5 separate regions of the Mus musculus genome follow, and regions 2, 3, 4 and 5 are each linked to region 1. A link is a loop called in an ENCODE intact Hi-C map of the cell type or tissue named here. Cell type or tissue: left cerebral cortex. All regions are shown on one strand. Each heading gives the region's core, and the rest is flanking DNA. Links, peaks and the distances in the headings are about the cores only. Region 1 overlaps Hivep3 (human immunodeficiency virus type I enhancer binding protein 3). Region 2 overlaps Hivep3 (human immunodeficiency virus type I enhancer binding protein 3). Region 3 overlaps Hivep3 (human immunodeficiency virus type I enhancer binding protein 3). Region 4 holds the start of Gm38632 (a long non-coding RNA gene). Region 5 overlaps Hivep3 (human immunodeficiency virus type I enhancer binding protein 3).

What was found. Peaks named below come from ENCODE experiments on the same cell type or tissue, not always from the same donor. Only the 100,000 strongest peaks of a DNase experiment are listed, where the experiment ranks them.
Region 2: a loop joins it to region 1, with 4 times the contacts of the local background. A loop is called at or near these places in 13 of 42 quality-filtered maps.
Region 3: a loop joins it to region 1, with 7 times the contacts of the local background. A loop is called at or near these places in 3 of 42 quality-filtered maps.
Region 4: it touches region 1 in a loop (2.2-fold over the local background); 13 of 42 quality-filtered maps call a loop at or near these places.
Region 5: it touches region 1 in a loop (2.2-fold over the local background); 3 of 42 quality-filtered maps call a loop at or near these places.

Annotation. Positions count from the first base shown.
Region 1 is chr4:119,961,846-119,967,782 of GRCm38, reverse strand. The region is part of intron 1 of Hivep3 (human immunodeficiency virus type I enhancer binding protein 3); the gene reads right to left. Among named protein-coding and RNA genes, the nearest start is that of Gm38632, 69 kb to the left of the region's middle. In left cerebral cortex, for the core only: no CTCF peak of the experiment used is centred there; DNase peaks (open chromatin) are centred at 1,455, 1,969, 2,662, 4,669 and 1 more place; H3K27ac peaks cover 3,244 bases.
Region 2 is chr4:120,021,171-120,027,107 of GRCm38, reverse strand. All of the region lies in intron 2 of Hivep3 (human immunodeficiency virus type I enhancer binding protein 3), which reads right to left. All of the region lies in intron 1 of Gm38632 (a long non-coding RNA gene), which reads left to right. Among named protein-coding and RNA genes, the nearest start is that of Gm38632, 9.3 kb to the left of the region's middle. In left cerebral cortex, for the core only: a CTCF peak has its summit at 2,777; DNase peaks (open chromatin) are centred at 2,906, 3,467 and 4,393; H3K27ac peaks cover 3,479 bases.
Region 3 is chr4:119,899,344-119,905,280 of GRCm38, reverse strand. All of the region lies in intron 1 of Hivep3 (human immunodeficiency virus type I enhancer binding protein 3), which reads right to left. Among named protein-coding and RNA genes, the nearest start is that of Hivep3, 88 kb to the right of the region's middle. In left cerebral cortex, for the core only: CTCF peaks have their summits at 759 and 1,758 (motif pointing left); DNase peaks (open chromatin) are centred at 739, 1,756, 2,995 and 3,565; H3K27ac peaks cover 2,625 bases.
Region 4 is chr4:120,029,491-120,035,427 of GRCm38, reverse strand. All of the region lies in intron 2 of Hivep3 (human immunodeficiency virus type I enhancer binding protein 3), which reads right to left. Gm38632 (a long non-coding RNA gene) reads left to right here and starts at 2,035. Exons shown (of 5, transcript XR_003955100.1): 1 at 2,035-2,172. In left cerebral cortex, for the core only: no CTCF peak of the experiment used is centred there; DNase peaks (open chromatin) are centred at 1,402, 2,261 and 2,682; H3K4me3 peaks cover 2,454 bases; H3K27ac peaks cover 2,681 bases.
Region 5 is chr4:119,870,711-119,876,647 of GRCm38, reverse strand. All of the region lies in intron 1 of Hivep3 (human immunodeficiency virus type I enhancer binding protein 3), which reads right to left. Among named protein-coding and RNA genes, the nearest start is that of Hivep3, 59 kb to the right of the region's middle. In left cerebral cortex, for the core only: no CTCF peak of the experiment used is centred there; DNase peaks (open chromatin) are centred at 2,487 and 3,039; H3K27ac peaks cover 471 bases.

The DNA.
Region 1 (5,937 bases), core at 420-5,419:
CACATTGTTATTATGTTAATGATTATAGGACTGTATCCCATAGTACCTGTGTATTCTGTTATGCCTGAGAGTGTTTAAGGAAAAACAGAAGCCCAAAGAAATTTATTTCTTTTTCTCTGTGTAAAAGTTTAAGAAGTTCTGAGCCAGCCCAACCTGAAAACAGAGACTGAAGCTAGAGTCCAAGGAGGTGCCAGGTGACTTGTCAAAGGTCCCCAAACCAGTTATCTCACATCTTAGATTCCTTGTCAGAACAGACACACCCAATTGTCAGGCTGATCCCAGTTCAGGTGGCCCTGGGTCCCTGCTGCTTCTTGGCCACTTTCTGCTCTGCTTCAGGTGAATTCTCCTCCCAGTGCCTCAGTTTCTTTATCAGTAAAATGGGTCAATGATTCAGGGAAAGTAGAGGGAAGGCTGTTGGGTGGGCAGCCATACCACAGACAGTTCACGTGTGCCATCACTGTCCTAAAAATGAAGTAAAAAAGCCAACCACTAGAAAATCCCCACTGTGAGCTCTCCCACTCCCAAGAGGGTGGATTACAGTATCTTTCCACCTTCTGTAGCAGACTATGGTGCAATGACACCTGAGCCCCGATACACAGTCCACGAGATGATGTTGTATTTGGAATAATTTCACAGCCACTCGAAGGCTGAATTCCCTTGGCCTCCTGCTGCTTCTTGTAAAGGAAACAGAAAACGTCTGAAAATAGATCCTGAATCGATGCTCCTAAATGTGGCAATGCCCAAGAAGCCTGCAACAACTGGCCCTGCGTGGCCTCAGCAGCCCAGGGGGGTTTCCGGGCAGCCCGGATCAGATTGCAACAGCCCTAGAGAGTTGGAGGTCATGAGCATGTAAGGAGCGACTCCTTAAATGGGGAACTCCGGGAAGCCTGCGGGGAGAAGTGCCCAGGGTACTTAGGCAGGCGCTATGAGGTCAAATGTTTGTGACTTTCCCCATTCTGGGACAGCCACAGGCTTAGTGTGCTCAAAGAGGGAGGCCCTCTCTCAGCAGTCACTCATAGGCAATGGTGAGGTAACACCTTGCATTGTCCTAGAGACTGCCCACTGAGCGCTGGGTATACTCTGGACTCAGAAAGCAAATACAGCCAAGTTGGAGGAATAGGGTTGCCCCACGAACTTTCCCTTCCTGGAAAGAAAGCTGGGCTTCCCCGGGTCCTCCCTCCACCTCAAGCCACTGTACCAACCCACACTGTATTACCAAATGTGTTTCAGCCTCAGCTTCCCAATGCTATACTGTGTGGTTACAGACAGCTCTGTCAAGCAGATGGGGTTCACATTCACTTTACAGAGGAAGAGAACAGCAGCTCCCAGAGACCAGACAGTCAACTCTCAACTCCAGGCTGCCCAGTCCAGCTTCCCCAACCCCAGCACAGCGGCAGCCATGACGTATTCCCATCTGACATCAACTCAGTGTTTCTGAGGTGTTTCCACAGCCGCCCACTATCCAGCCGTGGCCAGCTCTTTCCTACCCACCACCATGTTATAAACAGGAAGCTGTCTATTCCCAATTTAGAGATGAGCAAATCAGAGCAGGGAATTGAAGACACTTGCCTAAAATCGCGCAGTTAGAAGTGGCAGCGGCTCCAATTCTGAAGTGATGGGCTCCCCTTTCTCATCCTTAGTGCGCAGAGCCACACGGCTGGCCAGCAGCAGGAGTACTGGTGACAGGGCTGCCACCCACCACGCTCCCAGGCTCCTGATCCTACTACCTTCTTTTCTCTGACTATTCCATCTCTGAGGCCATGCCAAGAGCAGTGTACTGCACAGTCGGCTGAGGGTGATGAGGGCCACCCTGAGCATCCACAGCTCTTCTGTAGCTCTTCTACTTTGACACACAGACACACACACTGCAAACCTGGAGGGGCTGGGGTGGGGGCGGGGTGGAGAGAGACACTGAAAGGTTTAAAGCATTTCTGGAGTGGCACAGTCCGCTTCCCTGCAAGCTTGCTAAGATAAGCCTATGAAAGAATGTCGCAGAAAGTGGAAGCCATCGTGCAGAAGAGTCACTCTGAGCGTGTATCCCGCGGGGTCACTTGGTCTAATAATCCCCCTTTCCACAATCTAAGCCCTGGTAAGGTCTCACATTCATCCTGATTCTGACAACTAACATGGGAACTCTTGGGAAGCCCCAACACACAATTTGACAAAATGTAGTGGCAAATGTAAAGGTAACATGTGAGCAATTTCCTGAGTCCAAGACCTTGGGTGGGCTCTGGTCTCCTAGCCCATGACGCTGCCCCCTCTGGGGCTTCTAGAAGACCATTGTCTCCATGACTTATGGTCCCTGCTCTGGATTTTCTCCTCTGCCCTGTTCTGGGTGGCCAGGAGCATAGCTGGCCTCTGAAAGCACAAGGGAGCAGGGCCAACTTTAACCAGGGAGGCAGAGAGCAGCCTAGTGACAAACACATTCACTGGTATTTCTCGTGACTTTTAAGACAAAACACTGAGGCCAAAGGGAAGGCTCAGAGAAGGGAGACCCTTGCTGAATATCACACAGCACAGCTAGGATGGGGGAGGAAGTGTGGTCAGGAGGCAGCTCTGCTTGTTTACAGAGAAGGAAGGAAGGCATACCGCCCGCCCCTTCCCCTCTTCTGTGTCCCTGGCATCTTCCTATCTTCCCCTCGTCTCCCTCAGCATCATGTCAGACAGAACAGGTGCTGGGGAGGAGGAACCTGCCCATCCCCACCCGGGCATCCACCCACCAGCTTTGGGTCCTGAGTTGTTTTTCCATGGGGCTGGTATTGGCTCCCTCCCACAGCCTGACCCATTCCACACTCCCACCCACCCGAGTCAGTGACTAATGGGTCCTGTATCTGACTAAGATGCCCTTGCAGGTCTCACTGTGGAAATAGCCCCAGCATCTTTCTCTTTACTCACTAGCCCATTGCCTTGGCCTGGGGTCTCTTGAAGGCCCACAGAGTGCACAGAGAGAACCCAAAACACAGGCGAGTCACAGGCTAGGTCACAAGGACATGAAGAAATGCCTCCCTACTTGTCTTGCTTTCCCGATGGCTGCTGGGAAACCTAGGGCTACAGAAATTGGCAGCCGTGGCCTGGGTTTCAGTTCAGTCGTGACGATGTGAACTGGCTATCCTTTTATTTAAGGTTGTAGCTCCTGCTTCATCCCATGCCGGCCTACACTGCAAACTAAAGGATGCCGGGCACATAGTGGGTGCTCAGCACATCTCTGCTTTGCCCTTCAGCTGTCTACAGTATACTAAGAAGACCAAGGACCAAGGCATTTCTTCATGTTGGTTGGCCAAGAAAAATGCCAAGAAATGCTTCCATGTTCTAGATTTGACCTGGATTTACCCTTATGATAGAGCATTAGAGTTTGGACCTGGAATATACTCTGCTTCAAGTGGATAATCACCAAATCTTATCTGTCAGTTCATCTACTTGTTTGTTTGTCTTTTTCTCCTTTCTGTCTTTCTGTCTTTCTGTCTTTCTTTCTTTCTTTCTTTCTTTCTTTCTTTCTTTCTTTCTTTCTTTCCTTCCTTCCTTCCTTCCTTCCTTCCTTCCTTCCTTCCTTCCTTCCTTCCTTCTTCCTTCCTTCCTTCCTTCCTTCTTTCCTTTCCCTCTTGCTTTTTTCCTTCCTCTTATCCATCTGTCCATCCTTCCATCTTTCCTTCCTCCTTCCAATCATTATTCAACCATCCATCCATCCATTCACTCATCCATCTACTAATCTGTCCATCCACCCATCTACTCAACATTTAATAGCCACTACACACAGGCCATGAGAAACTTCTAAGCCTCCATATACCCCACCATTGACTCAGACACATAGCACAGTGGCTAGTGACTCTTCCTACACTGGCTGAACGTAGAGATAAAGAGAGCTGCCCCCAACCCATGTCTGACCATCCAACACTGCCTCTCTTCCCGTCCACGTGCCTGTCTCCTGGAAGTGAGTTCTGTGTTAACAGTGATTCCAAGTTGAGCCAGGGGTTCCCTACAAGGCATAGGTTTTCCCTAGATTGCATATCATTTGATGTATGCTCCCCATCCCACAGGGATGATATGTGCTGCGTGGCATATCATCTGCAACACCTGTACTCTTTCTTTTTGCCCTGTGGGTGGGCTCAATGCTTTACAAGTAGGAAATGTCTCCCCCTGACCCCCAACCAGGCTGGCCCCCTTTGCTGTACTATCCTGATTTTATTCCCTTTGGCTCCCTAGAACCTCCTGCTTCTGCAGAGAACAGCATGGAGAAAGGCAGTCTCTGAAGCTAGCTTTGGGCTCCAAGTCCATTTGACCTTGTGTGACCTTGAACAAGTTGCTAAACATCTCCCCACCTCAGTTTCACTATCTATCAGGATGCAGGAAAGAGGAAAAAATACAACCTGGCAGATATCTGCTGATCCCACCCAGGGCCAAGTGCCCCATGCCTGGATCAGAGAAGGAAATCAAACCTCCCAGCCCCCACTTACTGGTTGGGAGGGAGAAAGGTTGTGTGAGTCAGGCTGTTGTCCCCAGAGAAGGACAAGGAGCTGGCCTCTGAGGGTCAGCAGGTTCATACCGACCCACTGACTACTGACTCTGAGACCAGACTAGTTCAAGTCTTTGAGATGACAACCATGACTAGAGGTTCCAGTCAGACAGGAAGATTACAACGCTATGGAAAATTCTCCCACAGTGCTGAATGTCTGCCACACCTTGGAAGCTATACTCTGGGGCTAACATGTCTGATAGGAACCTCTATTTCACATTCAGCTCTTTTCCTGTTTTGTTTTTATTTTTCTGCCAACTCTGCTGTGTGGGTGAATCAGTCAGGAAGAACCTGTTAAAGCCTGGTGTTCTGGGGCTTGCTCATCTGAGGAGTGAGCAGAGAAACTGCTTACACCGGCATGCAGCTGACATCATGACACCACCAGTGACCAGTCAGGGGCTGGGCACAACCATACACTGAGGAGGTGAGAGCAGGGCCTTGAAAAGGTTAAATGAATGCGAAGATCTCAAAACCTTGGCCAAGGGGTCCTCAGCTTCCGGGAAGGATGCTAAGGAATCCAGGGGCAGAATGGTGACCAAAGGCCCAAGGGCATGGAAAAAGTTACACACCAAAGGCCCATCACTTAGTCCCTGGCCACGAAGAACCCCAACATCTATGCTCTTTCTGGGACCCACTTCCTTCAACTGTGCAATGGGAAACTGTGGTCCACCCACCTGCAGGAAGCAATGGGGGTGTGGTTCTATAAATATAACCTTTATGATCCTTCTTACCCTCCTCACCATTATCACCATCAGCATCACCATTGCTGTCATCCCGGCAACAACAGGGCAGTGGACATTCACTGAGCATTTGTTTCCTGCCAGGCGCAATTCTCAGAGCTTCAGTTAGCGTTCTCCATTTTACCTCTGCAGAGTGCATCCCACCCAGTCACCTCTGTGCAGTGGGGGATCAAGGCTCAGACAGCCCACACCACTAGCCTGTTCCATTAGTAGACTAGAACCCCACTGCATGCTCTCCTGAGCCAGAACCGTTGACCTGAATGTTATATGCCCTCTGCTGCCACCAACTGGGTCCACTGAGCTTCTCAGCAGCTGGATTTCATCATTTGCCCTGGACCCATCTAAGCTCTGTGAATTTTCAGGGTCCCAATGTACCTGGAAGGGCCCCAAGCTGTTCAGTACTGTGCTGAGCTCAGAGCATAGTGTCCTTCCCACAAATGAACGCTCAAGAGAGCCGCTACTTCCAGCTTCCAGGTTTCTTGGAAGTGTTTGACTAGGTGACCTCTCTGGCATCCACAGCCATTTTTCAGGCCCCTAGTTGAGTGCCTGTTTCTGTGCCTGGGGGATACAGAAGGACCCCTGAGCAGAGATCTGTTAACCTGGACATGGAAACAAGGTGGTGTGTGTGTGTATGTGTGTGTGTGTATGTGTCTGTCTGTCTGTAGGAGGGGGGAGAGGGAAAGCAAA
Region 2 (5,937 bases), core at 466-5,465, 59 kb before region 1:
GGGGTGGGGCTGGTTCCCAGGCTACTTTCAGGAGCCTCGTCCAATAATAACAAAGGCACATGGGTGTCTTGCTCCACCCGACTGGAACCTTTGGGCTTTTGAGGCAGGAGGGGCATCTCTAGACTTCCATCCTTCAGCCTCAGGGTCTTCCCAGGGAAGAACCATCCTCCTCCAGGAAGGGCCTGGCCCAGGAAGGCAGCTCACAGGACTCTTTCTGCCATGTCTTTGCTTGTACTGTTTCATCCCTTGTGTTTCTGTCCCTTGTACCTTCCCCTGTAGAGGCTCATCATGCTCCTTGACCATTTAGGGAACGCAATCCACTCTCCTTCCCGTGCTGTGTTTTCCTCTGGTTTTGAAGACTGGATTTAAAACCTCCACTTTCAAAACTCCGATTCCACTAAAGTATTTCTGCCTAAGCCCTCTCCCCCACCCTGGATTTTGTGAGTTCCAACAAGGGGCAATGTTTGGTGCTTAGTGGATGCTCAACACATGTGGAACCTGAAAGGTTCTTTCCTTGTGTGCCCCACTGCCTAGGAGAACAGGCAGCCTAGGAAAACAGGCAAACCTCCATCGGTCCCTGGGGGACTCCAGGCTCCTCCCACTATCAGCTACTCTATAGGAAAACAAACTCTCATAGCAATGGTAATCTCCTGTAACTTGCCTCTCATGTACTGACTCCTGGAAATCTGACCATAGGATGAGGGTCCCACAGGCACCCTGGCGCACCTGACTGAGTACAGAGAGGAAGGGCTGAGATCTTAGGAGGGAAGGTAGCCTCTTTGATGTCTAAGTCTGGGCCTGAGAGGGGGAATTAGGGGGTCTGGGAGTCTCCAGCAAAGGTGGGACTATAAGAGGGAGTGACAGGACGTAGGGAGGGAGCACACACATGTACCATATCTTCTCTCTCCCGAAAAACTGTATCTAGTCATGTGTATACACATGTACATACACATAGAAACGTGGAATCAGAGAGGGGCTATTTGTGATGAGGAACAAGACCTGAGGAGGAGGCAGGAGGACCAGTGCAGACAATGGGCCAAATGTATTATGGGGTTTATGTATAAAATGCTATAGTTGTATACTAAATGTTCTACATTTAAAGTTGCAGTGAGGGCAGAGAAGAGTAGCTGAGATTTAATTTTGTGCCAGGTTGGCTGGCATTGGATTTTGATGGCCAAGTATTATTCTGGGTGTGTCTGTGAGGGACACACCCTGGATGAAATTAATCTGTGACTCAGTAGACTGAGTCAAGCACATTCTCTCCCTAAAGTAGGTGAGGATCATCCAGCCAATTAGGGCATACCTAGGACACGGAAGCCAAGGAAGAGGGGACCAGACCCTCCTGCTGGCCCACAAAAATAGCAGCTCATCTTCCAAGGCTTTGGGATCAGAAGGAAATAATTGGTTCTTCTCTTGGCTTTCAGATTGAAATTGACTCTAACAGATCTTGGGACTTGTTGATCACCATATACATGAGAATCAGCTTCTTACAACAAATACACAGACACACACACACACACACACACACACACACACACACACACACCCATTTCTCTCCCGGATATCGGGATCTTACAGAATCTCATGACTCTGAATGAGCACTGACCACCTCGTCATACTCAGAAGTGGTCCTATTCATCTGGTAGTGCCTCTCTGGTAAAGAGACATACACAGGCAAGCGTTCACGTATGGTGCTATGGGAACAAACACATTCCCCAAACCTACTTGGGCAGCCCTTCATAGATTTGGGCACAACATACCCATACCCTCACATCATCCTCAAGGCCCTGGTCTCCACATGAGCCAGGGACCACAATTAGAATTTAGCAAAGAGGGCTGTAACAGAGACAATGACCAGGAGGGCTGGGGTGGGGGATGGGTCACACATATAAGAACGGTTAGCATAACCTCCTGGAAGAGCTGACTTTAAGTCATGTGGTACAGGGAAGGCCATCATGAGCCTGAAGCTCAGTGTGTGGACCGCTGTGAGACCTGCAGGTTTGGGAGAAATAAAAGAAATTCCTAAACCAGGCTCCTCTCCTGCCTGTTTGCATTTGTTTGTTCGTTTGTTTTCTTGGGGGGGGGTGTTTCTGTTGCTGTCTTCTTGCTTTTGTCTTTTGAAATGGAGTGTCACATATGGAGTGTCAGACATCTCAGGCTAACTAAGCATGATCTTGAACTCTTGATCCCTTTGTCTCCCCTTCCCTGGTTGCATGGGTTTGCAGGCATGCACCACATGCCCAGATTCCCGACGTTGGTTTTAAAGAAATCCACCGGTGTCCAGAACCAAAGCTCATCTAGGGCAGGCTGTGAGAGCTGAAAGGGGCATGAGGGCCGACGCTGGAGAAAGTTCTTGGAGTACAAGCATAAGGACCTCAGTTCAAATCTGTGAACAGACATAAAATCAGGTGCTGTGGTGTGACTGTAGCTTCAGTGTTCCTGGGCTGAGGTGTGAGGCAGAAATGGGAGAGTCCCAGCAAAGAGCCTTTCTCAAGCAAGATGGGGGGAAACCCTGAAACCCCTCTGGCTTGTTGTCCTCTGGCTTCTTCCCATGTGTGTGCACGTGCATACACACACACACACACACACACACACACACACACACACACACACACAGGCTCTCCCTGGCAAGCCATTATGAGCCTATTTGTTTAAACTCCTAAGGAAGCTTTCAAAGCCAAAAGTCAGAGAGGAGCCCCCTTGAGGCCTGAGGCAGCTCCCTCCTGGGAAGGGAATCTGAGGCCACAGGTCAAGGCCAGTAAAGCACCATGGGGAGGCTGCAGACTGCAAGCTCTGCTCAGCCTCACCAGGGCGCAGGGGCTCCACGTCTCCTCTGCTATATACTGACAGCTGCGAGGAGCAGATCCGCTCCGAAGCCTCCACGAAGCCGCAGTCAGCAGCCTAATTTTAGATTGAGCATCTGCTCTTCCGTCCCAGAGGCCGCTCTGTCTGGGATTTGCTCCTTCTGGAACTGGCAGAGAAACAAATCCCATTCTGTGGATACAGACACCGGTGGTGTCCAGATCAGAGCTGGCCCACAGGCCCCTGCAGTGGGGAATCCCAGCAGCCATGCCATACCTGGACACTCCAAGAGTTTCCACCTGTTTTACTGCACATTCATGGCCAGAGTCTTGTAGGCACCATCTAGTCTTGTAGGCACCATCTTCGAATTCCATCCTGACTTCTCAGAAAGTTGTCACATAGGGACTTGCCTTAAGCAGACCAGGCTCTTTGGACAGCAGTGGCTTCTCTCTGAATCCCACTGCTAGCTCCCAGCACAGGTCCTGAAGCATCCTTCCCAGACATTCAGTTAATGTGTGGGACATAATGACAGTTCAGAAAGACACGGGCTGGGGAGGTAGAGGGAAAGGCCAACGTCTACTGATTCTAAAGAGTTTTCTCCATGGAGAAGGGAAGCAAAGTTGGGTTTTGAAGATGCGTGGGCATCTACCAGGTAGGTGGGTATCCATCAAAGGAGAAGCTGAGAGATGCCAGGAAAACAGATGAAGAAGCCTAAGGATACTGAATGGTGGAGGCTGGTACCAAGGGAGCAGGAAGAAGAGAGAGGGAGACTGGGGGATGGGGGATAGTGAGTAAGGTGCTGTTGTCTTGTGCTTCTGGCTCTGGGGCCACTGTTTTAGGCCTCTTGGTCCTCAGCGCCTGCAGTAGCAAGGCCACCTGTTGCTCCAGGCCCAGTTTGACTACAGTGTGATGTTTGCTGTCTCAGGATTCTTGAAGGATGACCCATAGCCCAACAGGCTTCCACCTGCCCCAGCACTGCCCCAGAGGCACACAAGGCTCCAGGTGTGGGGAAAGCCCCACTGATTCCCCTACCTTACCCTGGTTAAGTACCTTGTTTATGTCCCTCAAACCTTTATGGAGAGAAGAGCTAGAGAGCTTGGAAGTGGCCAAGACCCTGTAGGAGCCTTTCTGTCTGTCTATCTATCCTTCTCCTATCTGACTCCCCAACTATCTGCCCTGAGGACAAAGCCCAAGCATCTAGGGCCCAGACCAGGCTGCCAAGACCTCATCTGGCCTTGGGAAAAGAAACAGAGAAGCCAGGAAGAGGAGCCCCACCCTAGGGATCCCGATTTTCTCCCCTTGAGATGGAATGAGTTAAAAGCTTATGTAAAGAGATTTGCAAATAGATCTTACAAAACAACATTTGGATGATTTAAGTGTTAAGGAATCAGAACCATATGGATTAAATGTTATGTATGGTTTTAAAAATTAGAAGGAAATGTACTGGGAACACACATACATATAAAATATGTAAGGATGGACCACATTTTTATCTTTGTGGACATGGAGTTATTTGAAAAATACAAGCCAACACTCATCTGGCTTCTCCCAGGCTGGCCCTCCAGGGACCTCCCCGGGGTTGTCTGTTCCTCACTCAGTGGGCTCAGGTCCCTTCCTGGGGAAGACCTGAGAAAGAGGCTTCTGAGAACGGTAGAAAGATTCTGTAACCACAGGACAGTTGGAGACAAACAGCTGGCTGAGGAGCAAGCAGCTGGGAGATCCCAGAGACCAGATGGGTGGTCTCTGATGTAAGGGGACAGTGAAAGAATCAGATAACTTCCCAGGGGACCTTTGGGTTCTTCCCAGAGAGGATGGGAGCTGCCTGCCAGGAGCAGGCGCTTTCCAAGGCCAGCATTTCCCACTCACCTGTGTCTCCTACTTAGTTCACTTCTGACCCTGAGAGGAATCAGTTATCCGCACCACACAGGAAGGAGGGCATAGAGGAGGGAGGGCATAGAGGAGGGAGGGTGAAGGTCAGATTCTAGTATTCAGCAAGCAATGAGCCCCATTACAGCCTGGAGCTCCTGATCATGCATGCACTTCTTCACACTACCCCTCACTAGAAACAAACAAGACCTGTGAGACCAAGTCTAACTTCTTTTTTTATTATAGGTCTCTCTCTCTCTCTCTCTCTCTCTCTCTCTCTCTCTCTGTATGTATGTATGTATGTATGTGTGTGTAACACATAGGGAGGCCAGAGGTTGATATCAGATAACTTCTTCAGTTGCTTACTATCTTATTTTATTATCATTTTTTTTTTGAGATAGCATCTCTCAGGGAACCTGGACCTCACTGATGGAGCTCGACTGACTGGTAGATAGGTCCTCAGGATCTACCTCTTCCCACCCCTCCAGTCCTGAGATTACATCTCTGCTCAGATGGCTCCAGCTTTTCCATAGATACAAGGGGGAGCGGGATCTGAACTCAGGTCCTCATGCTTGCGTGGCAGCACTTTACTGACAGAAATGTCTCCCAAGCCAAAAAAAGGAAAGGAGAAGAGGAGAGGAGAGGAGAGGAGAGGAGAGGAGAGGAGAGGAGAGGAGAGGAGAGGAGAGGAGAGGAGAGGAGAGGAGAGGAGAGGAGAGGAGAGAAGAGAAGAGAAGAGAAGAGAAGAGAAGAGAAGAGAAGAGAAGAGAAGAGAAGAGAAGAGAAGAGAAGAGAAGAAAAGTACTGGCTCTTCACTGTTGAAGTTTATCTGACTAGGTACTGAAGGCTCCTGTTCACCCTATTGTGAGTCTCAGTTGCATAGGCACTGAGAGAAGGGGGAAGCATACGCTGAGTTGAGCCAAATCTGACCAGCCGAAATGTCCTCATCGTGGTGGAAACAAGAGAAGCTGAGACCCTGAAGTCACATTGTGCGGGTCACTGTGTTAGGTGCTGGGAGGGACCTTCTGCAACCCTTCCTGGCCCTATGTGGGGTGTGGGCTTGCCCTACAGGGCAGGAAGCACGTTTTCTGTAAGCCTGGATCTCCCACTCAGCCCCTCAGAACAGGGCCAATGACCAAACATCCCTCAAGTGGCCACGCTGAGTAGCTTTGTCAGGACTGTTAAATGCCACAAAGGCAGAAGTCTGGCACCAGGAAAACTGTCATGGCACCCATCTCCCACATGGCCAGGCCCCTATGATCACATCAG
Region 3 (5,937 bases), core at 644-5,643, 63 kb after region 1:
TCACCATGTTAGGGCAATGAGTCTTTTCCTTTGATTGTTGAGATAGACTTTTATATTAATAAGAGAGACTTGGGATGGATTAAAGACTCTAAGGCCTAGGAAAAGAAATAACAGGTACCAAAGATACCGTCCATACATTTCTACTTACCCTACAATGTTCCTGCCAAATATTACAAATCAATAGTAATTGGACCAGGTCCTTTCTCGATGCAGGTGTTTCTTCTCATGGACTGAAGTAGACCAGGAGATGCAGGTGCTCCTCCCCCATCCTTCTCACTGGTGCATGGCAACTGTAATTCCTACATGCAAATGTCTGCTGTGTGACTTGACACATGATTATTTCCTAATTTATGGATTTATGTTTTATAAAAACATCAAGTCAAACAGAATTTGAAAGTCTATCTAACCCACTCTTACAAACAGACTAAATGCCACTCTAGTCAGAATTACCCATGGAAATTTAGAGTATAGGGTTAATTATGAGTGCATCCTCCAGGGCTTGTACAGTAGATCCTCAACAAGCTTACAGGAGATGAGCTTGCTGGGGTTGGTGGGGAGGGTGGAAGCGAGAGACTAGGGAGAGGAGGGGCTCGGAGGACAAACCGCCAACATCACCAGCCCACCAGTGTTCACACCTGTCCCAAGCCTATAAATTAGTCTTCAAGTGCCTTGTTCCAGAGGAGAAGTGTCCAAACAATATGCTCATCTGGTGAGGAGGAACTGCAGTGTGCACACCAGATGCATGTGGGTGCATCTCCCTACACCACAGCCAGGCTAACTTATTCCGGCTCCAGTGTTCAGGACCAAAAGCCAGCCACAAGCATTTCACAGCCAGGTCTCACCCTATGCTTCACAGACAGTCTCCCAGCCACCCACAAGAGCTTGATGGATTGAGTAATTGGAGAAATCCACGTAAACCTGAGTCTGAAACAGCAGGAGTGGCTCTTTGCCTCCTGAGCAGGGCCTTTTGATTGCTTATCCCACCAACTAAATCACACAGAATGTAAGCAATGTGCTACCCATTCTGTATAAGAGAGCAAATGTCCACAGCACCTAAGTGTTAGGGCCTACAGCTGATTCCAGGACCCCCCAACTAGAGGTTAACAGACACCAAATGTCTATTCTGGAATCCTTGCTTCCAGGCCACTACCACCCCTTCCTGGAGTCTCCACCTAAGAGGAGAATATTGTCCTTTGCAATCAATGGCCATGTGGGTGGGGACTGGCACTAAGCCAGCCTGCCAGCCCCCAGCAAGAGGCTTAGCCTCATGAAGAACAAGTTGCTTGCCCCAGCTTTCTGTAAACCCATGGAGCTCTCCAGGGTACTGACCCTCATTCTTGTCTTGGGGCAAGACAAGAACAGACTATTCAGAGTCCACCTATATAGTTGTATTCTTTAAAAATGGCTCGCCATTAAACCATTTGTGTCATTTAAGAAGATTCTGTTGTCACTTTTAACCTCCATAGATCTTTCTGAGAGGCCAGCTAGCCTCTGTGGTGTATGGGTCGTGGACTGTCTTAAGAACACCGCTGTAGTTTTTGAAGTTACCAGATCTTCATCTTGGATCCTGCCTGTCCTACACCTTGTCTGTGTCCCCTTCCCAGTCCCTGCCTATCAACTCCAGATGTCCTGAGTGACCCTTTTCAGCCCTTAGAGGGCTCTGTAGCTGGTTATTGATTTGTTTATCTCTCTCCCACTTGCCTGAGTTCCCAAGCTGCTGCAGGGCCTGGCCAACTGGAGCATTGCCAGCCAATCATCTGGACTGTCTTCCTCATGGTGGGGACAGTGGCCCCTGCTGGTCTCCTCTGAAGAACACATATCATTGTAAACTCCAGTATCTGTGCTTGCTTGCTTGCTTTCTTCTCCCTCTCCCTCTCCCTCTCCCTCTCCCTCTCCCTCTCCCTCTCCCTCTCCCTCTCCCTCTCCCTCCCTCTCTTTCCATTTGTTCACTTTGTTTAAGAAAAGAATTGAGCAGTGACTGGGTTATCCTCACTCCCTCACTCTATAACATAACGTAATAACAGTGTATTTTTTAAAAACTCACTTTGCTCTATTTTAAGGACCTCGGATGCATCTGTCTCATTACAGATCACCTCTCTATAAGACTGTGCTGTCATTATCCCACTCTCACAGGTAACAAAGGAGATGCTACACTAAGGGGAATAGAGGGGCGTGCACACAAAGAGGTCTATGACTCACCCTGGCAGTCAGTCCAACATGGCAAACCTATAGTACATATACAGTTCAGGCCCCTCCAGAGATGTTCCCACCCTCATGGTATGCTGTGGAGGTTGGGGAATGGCAAGATGCCAGGAGGAGATAAGAAATAAAAGTTGAGAGGTAAAAATAAAGAAATAAGTGAGTCTTTTGCAGGGGGAGCTAAAAGAAGGTCAAATTCATGCAGTAGAAGCCACTGTACCCACAGAGATGGATCCTTGTCAGACACCTAAGTTAGAGCTAGAAATGCTGCTTAATTTAAGGACAAACATGCAGAGGCCCAGAGAAACCCCTAAGTGCGTACATTATAGAGAAACCCCTAAGTGCGTACATTATAGAGAAACCCCTAAGTGCATACATTATAGAGAAACCCCTAAGTGCATACAATGCCATGGCCATTGGCCATTCTAAAAAGCTGTTTTATGTTAGCATGAAGAACCCCAAGGTCCTATTTCACAGAACAAAGCAAGCCCAGTCACTCAAATGTTTATTGCTTAGAATAAGCAGTTCACACGTCCAGGGGACTGCCCAGTCCCTCCTAGGGGTGGGAGCCAGAGGCACTCCTTCCCTTTGTACCAGTCCTTCGCCCACAAAGGAGCACCAAGGTCAAATTCTGCAAAGACTGAAAATGGGCAGGTGTTTCACAGAAAGCCACAGACTGGAAATCAAGCCAGCGTGAGGCTGTCTGAGGAGACATCTGAATTCCGACTAGCCAGCAGCCTCCTTACGCTCCTCTGTAACAAGTGGATCAAATCTGCATTGTGTTCCCATCTGGTCACCTTATTTTCAGAGTGGTGGTGACAAGTTTGTCCAGGAAAGGAAATTAGCAAGTATCAAGCCCAGACTGATGAGCAGGCTGTGGGGAGGGGACTTCAGATCGGCCATTTGCTTGAGAATCCAGCAGTCTAATAGCTCCCCACTCGCAGAATGAGAACACTCTTCCCTTGGAGACACACTCTGAAGACAGATGAGCACGGCTGTGGCGGCTCTCTGCTCCCCAGATACAGCCTGTGGGAGGATGCAGGGGCTCAGTGGCCCTAGAGTCACTCAGAGTAGAGCGGTTTCCTGGCCCTGGGTGAACTTAATCATGGTCACAAATACGCTGAGGCCTGTGAGAGTCTTGGAGCAGCTGTCTCCCGGCTCTGAGCCAAACCTCTCACTTTAGAGATGAGGACAGGCATTGAGGCTCTGGGTTTTTATGCCTGGTATAAGAAGCTTTGGATTTAGTAATCCAAACCCTAATATAGAACTCTTTCCGCCTGGCCAATATGGGGGACCACTCTTCGTCAAACATGGCTTGTCTTCCTGGTGCCGTGGAAGCATTTCTGGCAAGGCAGCTGGAAAACTGTGACTCATTACCTTCCAGGCCATCTCCACCAGCTGCTCCTCTTCTCAAACACACTGAACAAGACGCAGAGGCACAGAGGAGGCCGAAGAGCCCATGTGCTCTCTCCCAGTCAGCAGCAGGGAGTGAGCTGTTACTTCTCTCCCCAGGAGTCTGGTGAATAGAGGCTGCCGTGGAAACCTCCTCTTGGCTGCCGTCAGTACAACCACCCTTCAGCATCCATAGGAGATTTGTTCCAGGGTTCCTACACCACCACAGGAGAAGTCTCAAGTCCCATATATAACATGGTACAGTACTTGCATATAACCTATGTACCTTTCCACAGTATACTCTAAATAATCTCTAAATTAGTATGCAACACAATATTATGTAGTCACTCACTACATATTACACATGCAACTATATATGTGTGTGCATATATGTGTGTGTGTGTGCATGTGTATGCCTATGTGTGCTTGTATATGTCTATGTGTATGCATATATATGTGTGCATGTATATGTCTATGTGTATGCATATATATGTGTGTATACATATATATGTATATGTATACATACACATATACATATATATGATGTATATGTATATGACCTGGCTAAGGAATAATGACTAGAGAAAAGACATCATATTCAATCCAGATACCTCACAATAGTTTTAAAAATATTTTAGATCTGCAGATGGTTGAAACAATAGATAGAGAACCTAAAGGTGTAGACAGCAAAAGATATGTTTTTAAAAATCAAAGCAGACACTGAAACTTATAGAGGAGAAAGTAGGGAAAAGCCTCGAAGATATGGGTACAGGGGAAAAGTTCCTGAATAGAACAGCAATGGCTTGTGCAGAAAGATCAAGAATCGATAAATGGGACCTCATAAAGTTGCAAAGCTTCTGCAAGGCAAAAGACACCGTCAATAAGACAAAAAGACCACCAACAGATTGGGAAAGGATCTTTACCTATCCTAAATCAGATAGGGGACTAATATCCAATATATATAAAGAACTCAAGAAGGTGGGCTCCAGAAAATCAAATAACCCCATTAAAAAATGGGGCTCAGAGCTGAACAAAGAATTCTCACCTGAGGAATACCGAATGGCAGAGAAGCACCTGAAAAAATGTTCAACATCCTTAATCATCAGGGAAATGCAAATCAAAACAACCCCGAGATTCCACCTCAGACCAGTCAGAATGGCTAAGATCAAAAATTCAGGTGACAGCAGATGCTGGCGAGGATGTGGAGAAAGAGGAACACTCCTCCATTGTTGGTGAGATTGCAAGCTTGTACAACCACTCTGGAAATCAGTCTGGCGGTTCCTCAGAAAATTGGACATAGTACTACCAGAGGATCCCGCAATACCTCTCCTGGGCATATATCTAGAAGATGTCCCAACTGGTAAGAAGGACACATGCTCTACTGTGTTCATAGCAGCCTCATTTATAATAGCCAGAAGCTGAAGAGAACCCAGATGCCCCTCAACAGAGGAATGGATACAAAAAATGTGGTACATTTACACAATGGAGTACTACTCAGCTATTAAAAAGAATGAATTTATGAAATTCCTAGGCAAATGGATGGACCTGGAGGGCATCATCCTGAGTGAGGTAACCCAATCACAAAGGAACTCACACAATATGTACTCACTGATAAGTGGATATTAGCCCAGAAACTTAGGATACCCAAGATATAAGATACAATTTGCTAAACGCTTGAAACTCAAGAAGAACAAAGACCAAAGTGTGGACACTTGGCCCCTTCTTAGAATTGGGAACAAAACATGGAAGGAGTTACAGAGACAATGTTTGGAGCTGTGATGAAAGGATAGACCATCTAGAGACTGCCATATCCGGGGACCCATCCCATAATCAGCTTCTAAACGCTGACACCATTGCACACACTAGCAAGATTTTGCTGAAAGGACCCAGATAGAGCTCTCTCTTGTGAGACTATGCCGGGGCCTAGCAAACACAGAAGTGGATGCTCACAGTCAGCTATTGGATGGATCACAGGGCCCCCAATGGAGGAGCTAGAGAAAGTACCCAAGGAGCTAAAGGGATCTGCAACCCTATAGGTGGAACAACATTATGAACTAACCAGTACCCCTGAGTTCTTGTCTCTAGCTGCATATGCATCAAAAGATGGCCTAGTTGGCCATCACTAGAAAGAGAGGCCCATTGGACTTGCAAACTTTATATGCCCCAGTACAGGGGAACACCAGGGCCAAAAATTGGGAATGGGTGGGTAGGGGAGTGGTGGGGGGGAGGGTATGGGGGATTTTTGGGATAGCATTGGAAATGAGGAAAATACCTAATAAAAATAAAAAAAACAAGTTATAATAAAGCAAAACAAACAAACAGAAAAAAAATCAAAGCAGAAGCCTT
Region 4 (5,937 bases), core at 688-5,687, 67 kb before region 1:
CCCACCAGAGAGCTGGCTCCAGAAACAAAGGGAGTGGAGTTTCCACAGTTACAATCCCTAGATGGCTGCCTGGGACTCACCAAGCCCGGGCAAACACTTAGTACATCCCCTAAGATGCCAGTCTAGGTCAAAGCCATCTTTGCCACCAGGGACACTCATGCTCTTCCTCTCCTCTGTGCCCTCTCTGCCTCGTGGTGGGGTCCTTTTTTGTTTTGACAGTTAATTAAAACAAACAGGACAGCACTCCCCAGAGCTGGGACACCCCTTTCCATGTGACCAAATAACAGTGAGACAATATGAGCAAAAAGGGCAGGAAGTGAAAGAAAGTGGGAGACACTGAGAACCCCTGGCCTTGGCTTAGCCCCAAGAGGGATTCTCACTCACTCAGGATGCATCCTGAGGAGCAACTGCTAACTCTGGGGACATGGGGACAAGGGAGTTTTCTGATGAGTGACTCTTGGCCACAGACTGGGGCACAACAGGATGTGTGTGTGTGTGTGTGTGTGTGTGTGTGTAGAAGCAGTTGTGTGAGTGTGAACAAGTATATGGAGTAGAGTGTGTAGGAGAGAGTGTGAGCTTGTGTGGATGAGTGGACAGGATCATGTGTGTGTGTGTGTGTGTACACGAGTGCGCACACATGTTATGTGAAAGACAGAAGGGGTGGGGGTGGAGGGATCTACTTCTACAGTGGGTCTATGTATAGAGATGGCTGTTGAGTGTGAAGCAGTATACAGGCATGTCTGAGGAAAAGACTGATTGTCATGAAGTTCAGTTATCCCCGCTTCATGGAGTCCCAGAAACAAATAGTGCATAGTAGGTAGCTGATCAATAGTTCATCCAATAACCAATCATGTAAACCGATGTGTTTCTCAGTGCACTTCTATAGGTGCCTGCATAAAGCAGCAAGGTTGGTCCCAGCAGGGAATCGCCTCACATCTGCATGCAGTTCAGTTATGGGCGAGCACTGGGTGGGACGCTGGGTTCTGGTCCCCGTTCTCAGTGTTTTGACGGTAGTTTAACTGTCTCTAGGAACTACTCAGTGGATTTGGTCACTACTGGGCGATCTCAGGCCACTTGTGGCTCTGAGCTCCTGGCCATCCTCCACCCAAGAGGGCAATTAGAAATCAGCTGTCAGTTTGTTTGCGGCACTGCATCAGCTCTAGGAGAAGCAAGCCTATATAATTTGAAAAGGGCTACAGCCAACAAGAGGAATGATGGATTTGACAAAGTTAAACAGGTTCTTGTCCTGCAGGACTTTTCAGAGCCTTTAATTTGCTAATCTGGACTGATTGGCCAGATGGGTAATAAAGATCTTGTGGAAACTTCCAGACTTAAACGAGGAAACCTTTACTCGTGGCACAGCCTTCAGAACGAACGTTCCATGGAACACACTGGGAAATCTGCAAGCCAGCACAAAGGACACTTGTTAATGCCTGCTTCTGTGCAGATGATAGGGCAGAAATGGTGTTCTAGGTCACAGAGCAGAGCCATGGCAAGTGCCTGCCCAGTAACCACTCAAACTACTGGAACCAGTACACACACACACAACTTCACAGTTACAAAACAATTTAACTCACAGGCCCTCAGTTCTCCCTGGAGGACACTCATCCCCATTTTCTAGACGACAAGAGCATAGATGAATGAAGTTTGGACCACTCTGATCTGGGTGAGCCACTGCTGTGGGCTGGTCTCTGTGGTCTCCACCAAACAATACACAAATTCACTATATTCTTATAGGTGAGCAATGGTCACTATGTGAAACCCCTATTAAGAACTCAAGGCTGATGCCACCGCACCTGTTCTGCAGCCACCATCAGTCCTGTCCCAAGCCCAAGCACCCTGCACATGCCAAGCGGCTAGGGTTGGTGCTCTTAGAAATACCCATGGAGCAGGACTCTGGGAACACTAGTCTGTGAGGCCCAACATCTCCTTGTCAATGTCAACACACTACCTACCACTGAGAGGTATGGACCCCTATGTACCACCCCCTACCCCCTCTGAGCCAGGTGCCATTCTGCCAGGGATAAGGAAGAACCAGATCAGGGCTACTTTCACTCTCTTAACAGTGAGCGCGCAATGAGCAAAGGCTGTGTGCTCTGACAGTCTGAAACTGACGAGGCCTCCCGGGGAAACGTGGCCAGAACAACCAAACCCATTGAGCAGTTCCCAGAGGTATGTAGACCCCGCGGTGCGTCCCTGAGAAGGGACGAGAATCCGCACAGGACCCTGGAGTCTGCGCACCCAAGGGCGAATGGGGCTGCGCATCGCGGCGGTGTGCGGGCGCGGGAACGCTCGTCACCCTAGGATGATGACTGAAGTAGCGTTGGGAAAACGCGAGCGCAGAGCGCGTGCACCGGCGCAGAGCCCGGGCTGCTCGCACCCAAGGGATCCGGGAAGCTAGGACCGCCGCGCCCACCCGCCGTAGCCTCGTTGCTGCGGGGTGTTCCGTGCTCCGTGCTTACCTGCGGCCGGCTGGGCTCTGCGCTTCGGGCTGGCTGCGCTGGGCTGCGCCGCGCCGGGCTAGCTGCGCTAGGCTGCGCCGGGCTGCGCGCCCGGCCTCCGGCGGCTCGGCAGCGCCCGCGCGCTCGGCTCCGCCCGGCTCGGCTCCGCCCGGCGGTGCCCTGGGCGCTCGCTTGGCGGCCCACGCGGCGCGGGGTGGGCGCGGGGCGGGCGCGGCTCTGGGCCGCCCCGCGGCCGCTGGGAAGCTCCTTATTTGGGCAGTGATGTCAGGGGAAGTCGCAGGGGCCGGACCACCCACTTCTTTCCATTCTCTCCCCAGAGTTTCCTGTTGCCAAACCCGGGGACCCCACTGTCTGTCTGGGGCGAGCACAGCCTGGCCACCAGCTGGTCCGGGATGCCCGGGCAGCAGGGGTCATGGAGCAGCCTGGCGACGCAGCGCGTGGCGGCTGGGGCTTGGGATCTGCGGCTGGGGAATCCCCGGCTCCAGCAGCCACTGGGAGGGTCTGCGCGGCCGCCTCCACTGTGACAGGCCGTGTCACTGTGGGCACCGCCCCTCCCTCCCCGCCCGCCCTGGCTCCCGCGCTGTCATTTCCTCTCAGGCTCTCCAGAGAGGACAGACAGGGAAGCCCTGTCGTTGGGTGCCATGCCTTGGATCCACAGGGCCAGGAGGGTGCCTATCGCCTTTTCTAAAATGAGCTCCGCCAGTAGTCTTCCTCCCAGATTCCAGCCCTATCTAGAAAGCCCATGCATTCCCAGGCGGGAATCAGCTTTAAGGATTGCTGGGAGCAGAGGACCTGGCAGGATCTCTCTGGGCTCTGACTGGGTGGAGGTGGGAGTCATCAGGGACTTCCCAGTGGTCAACCCTTACTAGAAGCTTCTTCATCTAGTACCAAACCTGCCTTACTTTGGTCCACATTGGGAACAGCAAAGAATGTATTTGAGGCAGTCCCCCAATTGTCCCCACCAGCCAACACAAAGCAGTGGCCTTGAGACTTTGGCACTGTCTGCAGTCTACAGGTGCCTGTACAGACCCTGAGGGGGTTATTGTGAGCTGCCCTGGCTTGGCTGACTCCAGGCCTAGCTTGTCGACCCTGGAACAGCTTCAGCAAGAGGTTATAAGGAGCAGGGGCAATCAGACTATAAAGAAGACACACTCTCTGGATCATAAAGGTCTGCCATTGTTTCTATTTGGATCGGGTCTTTCCCCCAAAGGATCCTTAACAGAACCAAGCTTTCTCTGGCTCCAAGGCCATGATCTCAAACACACCTGAGCCCAGTAGACAGAGCTATTGACCCTGAGTATTTCTGTGCCTTCCTACAACAGCTCCACCAGAGCCCATGCTTTCCCTCCAGATCCAGGTCAGAGCAAGCTGATCACTTCCAGACCACCAGCCTTAACAGAGGGAGCCCCAGCTATCTAATGGCTGCCACACTCCCGGGAGCTGAAGGGAGAGCACTACGGCTGTCCTGCTTATGGGAAGGGAAGGCAGGGGTGACAGTAGCTGAGCCTGATCACCCACAGCTGCCTGCTTGCCCATCAGTTACCAAGCTTCCGAGTAGTTCTGTGGATGCCACTCTCCCCCCCCACCCCGCACTTCCAGCAGCCCAAGCCCAGCTTGAATGAGGCCATGTGCTCTCATGTGCATGGGACCCCTCCTCCCCATCCCCATCCCATTTCACCCCAAACAGCTGCACTCCCTGCAGCCCAGCTTCAGCTGGCTCCTATAGTAAATCAGTTCTCACTTCTTGGGGGCCTTTGCATAACTTCTATTATCCTGCTGTCAACCCCACCATATCCAGATCCCTGTCCCCATCCCACCCCTCCCCTGTTCTCAGTGGCCTGGTAGAAGTAGCTTTAGGCAGAGAAAATGAATGATCGCTCTTGCTGCGGGTAGGCGACAACCTCCCTTTTAAGAGTTGGCTCTGCCCTAGCTCTACCAGAGGCTCTCATGCTGCCACAGGTAACTCAGTGGCTCCTGCTTCTACAAATACACCTGCATCTGTGACCCCGGCTGCAATCAGTTGTGATGGACCCTCCTCCTCTAAGACTGGGTCTTATAGGGACCCCTCTACCTTGGTTAATCTGTCCTCTAAGACTGATCACGGAGGGAGCCAAACAGTTGCATACGGAATCATCACAGAGCCTCTGGTTCTGGACTGAACTGGGATTGGGCGGCAGGGGTTGTCAACAGGGCCAGGCTGGGCGCTCAGGCGAGGACGCCATGACACTGCGGTGGAATGGCTGCTCTGGGGGTTCTCGCCAGATGATTCTTGATGAGGACTCTCCAATACCCTAGGATCTCTCTCCCTACTGCTCTCCCTTGACCAACTTCTTTGCAGCTTTTGTCAGGCAATGATATCTCCATATCATCCAAAGTGAAGAGTCCCGAACTGGCCATTCTGAGCAGGAACAGAGCGGGTTGAAGGAGCATGCCTTCAACAAACAACTACAGCTCTACTTGATCCCTTGACCCTCTGAGATACACAGGCCATCCAGCAGTGGCTAGGATGGTCAGCCAGGGAGCTCTCTCCTGCTCCTCCCACACCAAAGCTACTTGACACTCAGCCCTATCACAGTGGTGCCATCGTTCCTCACTGGAGACCACAAGGTCTTTAGGACTCTGGCTTCCATGCTCAGGGTCAGTCTCATGACAGGTATCCCAGGGTCAAGGCCAGCTTCTGTCTGCCTCTTCTTCATAACTCAGCAGCTCCTCCACCCTAGAGGCTGGATAGAACACAGTAGGCAGATGGTGCCAGATGCCATTTCCTTCCTCTGGGTCCAGCCCCTGCCTATAGCAGTGCCAGGTCTTGAGAAAGCCACTGCCTGCCCCCAAGGGTTCTTCCCACATTCTTTCATTCCTGAGATGTGAATCAGGCACTTCTTTGCTGCGAACATGCAACATGCAAGCTGATGTCCTGGAACATCCATCCAAGGGTGGAAACTGATAGGCAACCATTCCTTTCCTGGTGCTTCTGCTTGCCAAGTTGAATGTGAGGAGAAGGAGATAGGCACCATGGGGCAGGGAAGAGGCCACATTCCTTCTAAGGCTCCAATTCAAAAAGATGGCAGTCCAGGTGTTCCAGACTAGAATGCTAGATGCTAGTTTCCATGGAAATGCTACACACACATACACGCACATGCATGCTCTCTCTCTCTCTCTCTCTCTCTCTCTCTCTCTCTCTCTCTCTCTCTCTCTCTCACACACACACACACACACACACACACACACACACACACACACATCTGCTCCAAAGTCAGCATCACAACATAGAGACTTCACAGTCCTAGAACTCAGGACAGGGCTGACATCTGATCTGCATCTCCATGTGCAGTGTCCTTTGCAGCTCCTAACAACCAAATGATAGGCAGGCTTTTGGAATACTCTGTGGTTCCTAAGGTGTGGGGCCTGTCACAGTGTTCTTGGCAGAATTTTCACGGTAGGGGTGAGCAACCGCCCCGAGGGCCCTGGCTTATTT
Region 5 (5,937 bases), core at 314-5,313, 91 kb after region 1:
AGATAAAATCTCTCTCCACAACAGTTGATGTAGACAAAGGGCATCACAGGAAATGGAAGAGGGAATGAAAGAGCCTGTGTGTGTGTGTGTGTGTGTGTGTGTGTGTGTGTGTGTGTGTGTGTGTGTGTGTGTGTGTGAAACCATTCATCAGACATTGATTTCAATAAATGAAGCATCCAGAATGTCTGTGGCAAGTGCAGGGTGCTTGCATTTCCTTCTTAAACCTCATGAAGCCCAGTCCTGGTCCCATAAACCCCAGTGATAATAGACAGGTCCAATTCTGGAAGCTGCCCCTTCTGTTGCTCTGTGAATAACACTTAAGGATGCTTAAAGATGGAAGGTCAAGAGAACAGAGCCATGGAGAGCCAGATTAGCAACAAGCAAGCTCCCTTACTCCCTGAAAGAAAATGGGAAAAGGCTTCTGTATGGGTCAGCATTTCTCCCAGCAAAAAATGTTAGCAAAGGCTGCCCACGACCCCTTCTGCACTCCCAGGGATCAAGAGCAGGAGCCGAAGACCCCAACATCCAAGCAGGAAGGAGAAAAAGATGAATAGAAATTTTAAAAGGCTAGAAAGGAGAGAAAAGCCAACACAGCCACTTCATCCACAGATGAAGAGTGAGCCACAAGCCCAAGAACACAGAGTAGGCCAGCACCCAAGGACATCAAGAAGAGGAAAGCCATGAGCTGTGTGCCTCTATGTCCCCTCTGTTTGCAGGTGTTTGGACTTGCTTGAGGTGGGATCTTCTGCTGTAAGGGTATTGCTGAGTCCTTCCTGATGGGAGGGGACATGGCACATGCAGCAGGCATGCCTCACACAGAGTACCCTGCAGGCAGAGCTCTGTCCTCCCCACCCCTCCCAGTGCTATCACATAGCTGGTACCACTTCCTGCCCAAACTGCTCCTGCTCACAGGGCTTGAAGGCCACAGTGCTAGAGACAGCCCTAATGCCAACTCAATATGCATTTCCCAATCTTCAAATGGAGAAGCCGAGAACCAGAGAGACTGTTGCATCCTATATATAAGACTTGGAAGCAGGTAACGGGGTGGCTTCCCCATTGGGACCCACAAGTCTCAAGCTTGCCTGCCTCCCAGAAAAGAGGGTCCTCTTTCTTTGATTGTTTGGACTAAACTACCACCCAAAATGCAGAATCATTTTGGAGAGGCTAAGATACAGCATCAGGATTGAAATTTAGAGAAAGGAAAAACTAACAGCCAGCATGGGCCATCCTAGTACTGTAGGTGGACCCACCATAGGACGACCTTGGCTCCTGGGAGGACCAGCCATGGAGGGGAGTCACTAGAACAGCCTGGGCAGAGGGATGCAGGGACCTCCAGGCCTCAAAAAGCAAGGCCCTTGCACTGCTCCTTCCTGTGGTGCCACAGGCTCAGCCTCTTGCCTCCAAGTCTATGCTCTTGTGCCTCCTCAGTGAGGCCTTTCCCAACCACATGGAGGGAAACTGCCTCGATTCTCCTGCCTCTTGTACCATGCTTGGCTTTTCCCTGCAGCACCTACTGCTTAGACTTTCTATCATTCACTTACTGTTTATTTTATCATCTATCACCTTCTGTTTTCTGATAACCTCGAACAGACATGGAGTTTGGGTTCACTCCTGTGTTCCCCAGGTGTGTTAGCTAGTACCTGATACATAAATGCTCAATAAATACCAGTTGGGTAAATGAATGAAAGATAGGCCTTCCCTCCACTCTTTCAATAATACCTACCTATTCACCTACACACACACTCACACACACCCACACAGGCACAAACATGCACATGTATAGTCACATACTCACATTCTAGAATACACATATGGACATGTATAGTCACACATACTCTCACAAACACATGCACATACACTCACAGGCACACACATGCATGTACCAACATATATCCATGCACACACATATGCATGTGTGCACACACAAGCACAGTCACATATGCACATACATTCACACATATGTACACATACACACATATGCACATGCATGCACACATACACATACACATACACACACTTCTGTCCTTTCTCTTCTTTTCCACCTGTACCCAGTCATTCATTCCTATTAACAAGTACATATTAGGCTAAAGCTAGCACAATATGTAAGACTTGGATGCCAGTGGAAATCTGTCTCCAGGGAATGATGGACAGACACTTCAGTCTTTAAACTACATGTGAACTAAGTTTTGATTTTCATGCCTGTAATTAACTATTCAGTGTGTTAAGTTGAAAGTAAAATTAGAGGTGAGATTAAACTGGCCCTCATCCCCAATAGCATCCTACTACAAATGTTCCTCAGGGTGACAGTCCCTAGGATGTAGGTAGGCTGGTGAGATGGGGTAACAATCCTTTTCTAGCTCTGAAATTCGACTGTTACTTCTATAATGAGGCAGCTGAGAAACTTCCCATCAGGCAGAAGGATATGAATTAATGCAAATTTCCCACATACATAAAACATGGTGCTTTCGTCTCAGCCCATAAATGCCTTTACCTTTTAGCATGCTCACTCCCACGTGGGGGTTGTGTGGAACAGATTTCAGAAGTTCTAGAAGACCATGCGGCTGCCAGCCGTGTGAAACAAGGGAACATAGGCAATGCCTCTAAGAAGGTGGCAGCCAGAAATGATCACAATCTAAAGGGTGTGTGGTCAGTGCAGCACATGATTTTCCTAGTCTCCTTCTGCGACTTTCAGACTGTTCCAGATTTTTCTACCCAGAGCCTTACCATGACCTTACATTTTTTATCTTTATTTGTTCTGTCAGGTAAATGCTACCAGGTTGGTGAAATGAACCTTTTCTCAAGGCCACAAATATTCTAAAATGTGGCTGTTGCTTCTTTGGGTCTTCCTGAAGGTGGAACACCTATTTATTTTTATCTTCTTGGACAGTAGCCTGGCACCCTGGAACCGTGGCTGTTCCTTAAGTGGAGAGTAATTAATGACTTTCTCAGTAGCTAGTGAAGAGCTGTGTGGTATCCCCAGACACCACCCAATAGACAGTGCTCCCTATTCTTCCCTTTACGGCTCCTCACGGATCACCTCTGCTGTAGGGAAGGCAAGGAAAGAAGAGTCACCTACGAAGGCTGATGGAGGCCTCTGAGGAAGGCATGAGCAGACTTCCCAGGGACTTATGCTACCACTACATTTAAATATATACATTTACATACTTTACATAACACTACAGGATGCTGTTAAGACATATGAGTCAGTGGTTGGTTCATCATTCAGTTAAGTACCATGTGTGTGTGGGGGGGGCTCTCTTTTCCTCTATTTATCTACATTCTTGGTATCTTGGTAATAATAATGCATTGCTTGGCAATAATAAAAAAGTAACCAAATTCTGTTTAATTGAAAAAAAGTAATGTACAACTGTCCAGGATAGGACAGACACAAGAGGCAGAACTGAATCATGGGTTGGAGACAAGGCAGGACATGAGCTGAGTGTTGGTGGTCTTCAAGGTATTGCTGCCTCCAACCGCATCTTCTCCCTCTTCCTGCGATCCAGACACCAGGCGCTGACAAAGGCACAACTGGGATGAGGGAGGCAGGGAGAAGGAGAAGCTCTCTGACCACGTCATGACATTCATTTGGCAGTTTCTGAGAAGTAGGAATATCTCAGGGTGCTTCTATTTAAGGTGACCGGTGCTGGGCATAACGAGTAAATCCAGAATGCCAGAATACGGAGGAGAAAGGGGGCGTTTCCTCACAGGGAAGGTTGAGTGGAAGGCTGACAGCTGAAGCAGGACCCCAGGCTTATGGTGGAGAGTAATGTCCAGAGGTGAGGGAATCTGATGGGGAGGAGGTCTCTTCTCACAATAACTACTGGTACAGCCGATCACAAGTCAACATGCCATCCTCTCTGACTTTTTCTGGTAGCTTTGGGATACATGCTGCAGATCCGGCTTCTCTGGTTCTTGTGCCAGGTTTGGCAAAGTGAGATTCTGCTGTGCTATCCTCCACTTGGTGGGTCTTGGGTAGGCAGCCCGGGTGCTGATGTACCTGCAAGCAGGGAGAACATGTATCAGAATGGAGCTTTACTGTCTTGTTTCCATTATGTCATGATGTGCAGAATGGAAAACGGATGAGTGGGAGGTAGGCAGGGAGGAAGGCATATAAAAGGTAAACAAGGCCAGAAGGGTTGATGGAGTGTCAGGAGGAAGGACTCACAACATCAGAGACAGCATGCAGAAAGGGGCAGAAATCATGCACACTCAGGAAGGCCAGCCTGGGCTGGTTCACACAGATCCCTGGCCACGACTGTGTCACCTTCTGCTTTGCCCATCTGCCTCCTGGTCCAGAGGGGACCTTCCCAGCCCTGCCTCCCCTTCCCTTCCTCCTAATGGCCCTCCCCTAAGCATATCAGAGAAATGAACTTACTTCTACTACTTGGGTCACTGTGCCTCTTGTCCAGCTCTCCTGGGGCTTCTGGAAGTACATGTCTTGGAGATCCCGGCTCCCTCTGAGTGTCAACATCTCGGTCTCTGGATGCACTGGAATCTGCCTCTGTAACTTCTTTTCTTCCTGTTCTTCAGGCAGGTGGCAGGGTGTTTTGTCCCTCGCTGGACAAGACGCAGCAGGAGTGGGCAACGCAGGGCCAAATCCGAGACACCAGACTGAGAGGGACAGGAAGGGGAGACACGGGCAGTGCTGGGTGATCTGGACCACCGGTCACCTCATTCTAGTTCACAGGTGGACAGCTAGATGAGGGACACCTGGTGGACCAGAACTGCAAATCCAGTGTACAGACAGGTTACCTTTCATGGAACATTGAGCTCTTTCAGCACATTGGTCTTCATTAACATGCGTGCTAGCAGATCCACTTCCTGGGACAGGCTCATGCTTTAAAACACATCAAAACTAGCCAGAGTCAAAGAGCTGATCTGCTTTGGCAGTCCCCATGGAAACAAATCTAGCAGCACTTCTACAAAGCTCCTGGAATGGGCCATCCTCTTGCTAAGGTTTCCCTCCAACAGATGCCCACTTGGAATGCCCATTCCCCCAGAGATATGTAGCCCAGTGGGTGGGACATGGCATTAAACAGCACCACCTGGATCAACCCCAGATGGGTCAGGCATGTCCCTTCTGCATTATAGCCAAGGACTGTGCCATGCCAGGCTGGATCAACGCATTACAAGCACAATCGAGAGCCACAACTATGATAGTAACTGCAGTGCAAGAATCCATTCCTAGAGAACACAGCTGAAAGCACACACTCTGTATGAGTAACTTGGACATTAGCATACATCTGAACTACCTGGAAGACTTATTAAAACAAATCTTTGACTATAGTCCCAGTACCCTTGTTTGGTGGGTCTGAAAATGTACATTTCTAACCAGTTACCAGGTACAGTGGCTGTGGTCCAGATGCTATGCTTTGAGCACTTCAGATCCGTACCAAGAGAGTTAAATGGTAGCACCTATTAACATGAAATCTACCACTAATATCTGCCTGTCTGTCTATTATCAACCAGGACCTAAAAGAGAGGCAGGAAAAACTACAACACAAAGAAAACTTTTGACCAATGTAACACATTCATTATAAGACAAAAAACAAGGAAAACCTTAATGTTCTTTGAATTTCCTACTTCATATATTCACTCACTCACTTATTCATTCATTAATCAAAAATAAAAAATCCAGAGTAGGTGTTTGCTCAAAGAAACAATTAACTAACAAGCCAAGAGCAGAATCCAAACTAGAAGTCCCAGAGCTATTTTCAAAAATCACAGAGACCTAGAGAAATCCCTGTTGCGTGCCATTGCTGGAGCCAGTGGGGTCAAGAATGTCTGTGATGGGTGCATTTGGGCTGTCTCTCCCTGTGTTCTGCAAAGCATTCCCTGCTGAGCCAAGCCATGACTGAGCCGATGCCTGGGCTCCAAGATCAACCATGACTTGTTCAACTGTGGGCCCAGACCTCAGACGTGGTCTTCTCAGAAATG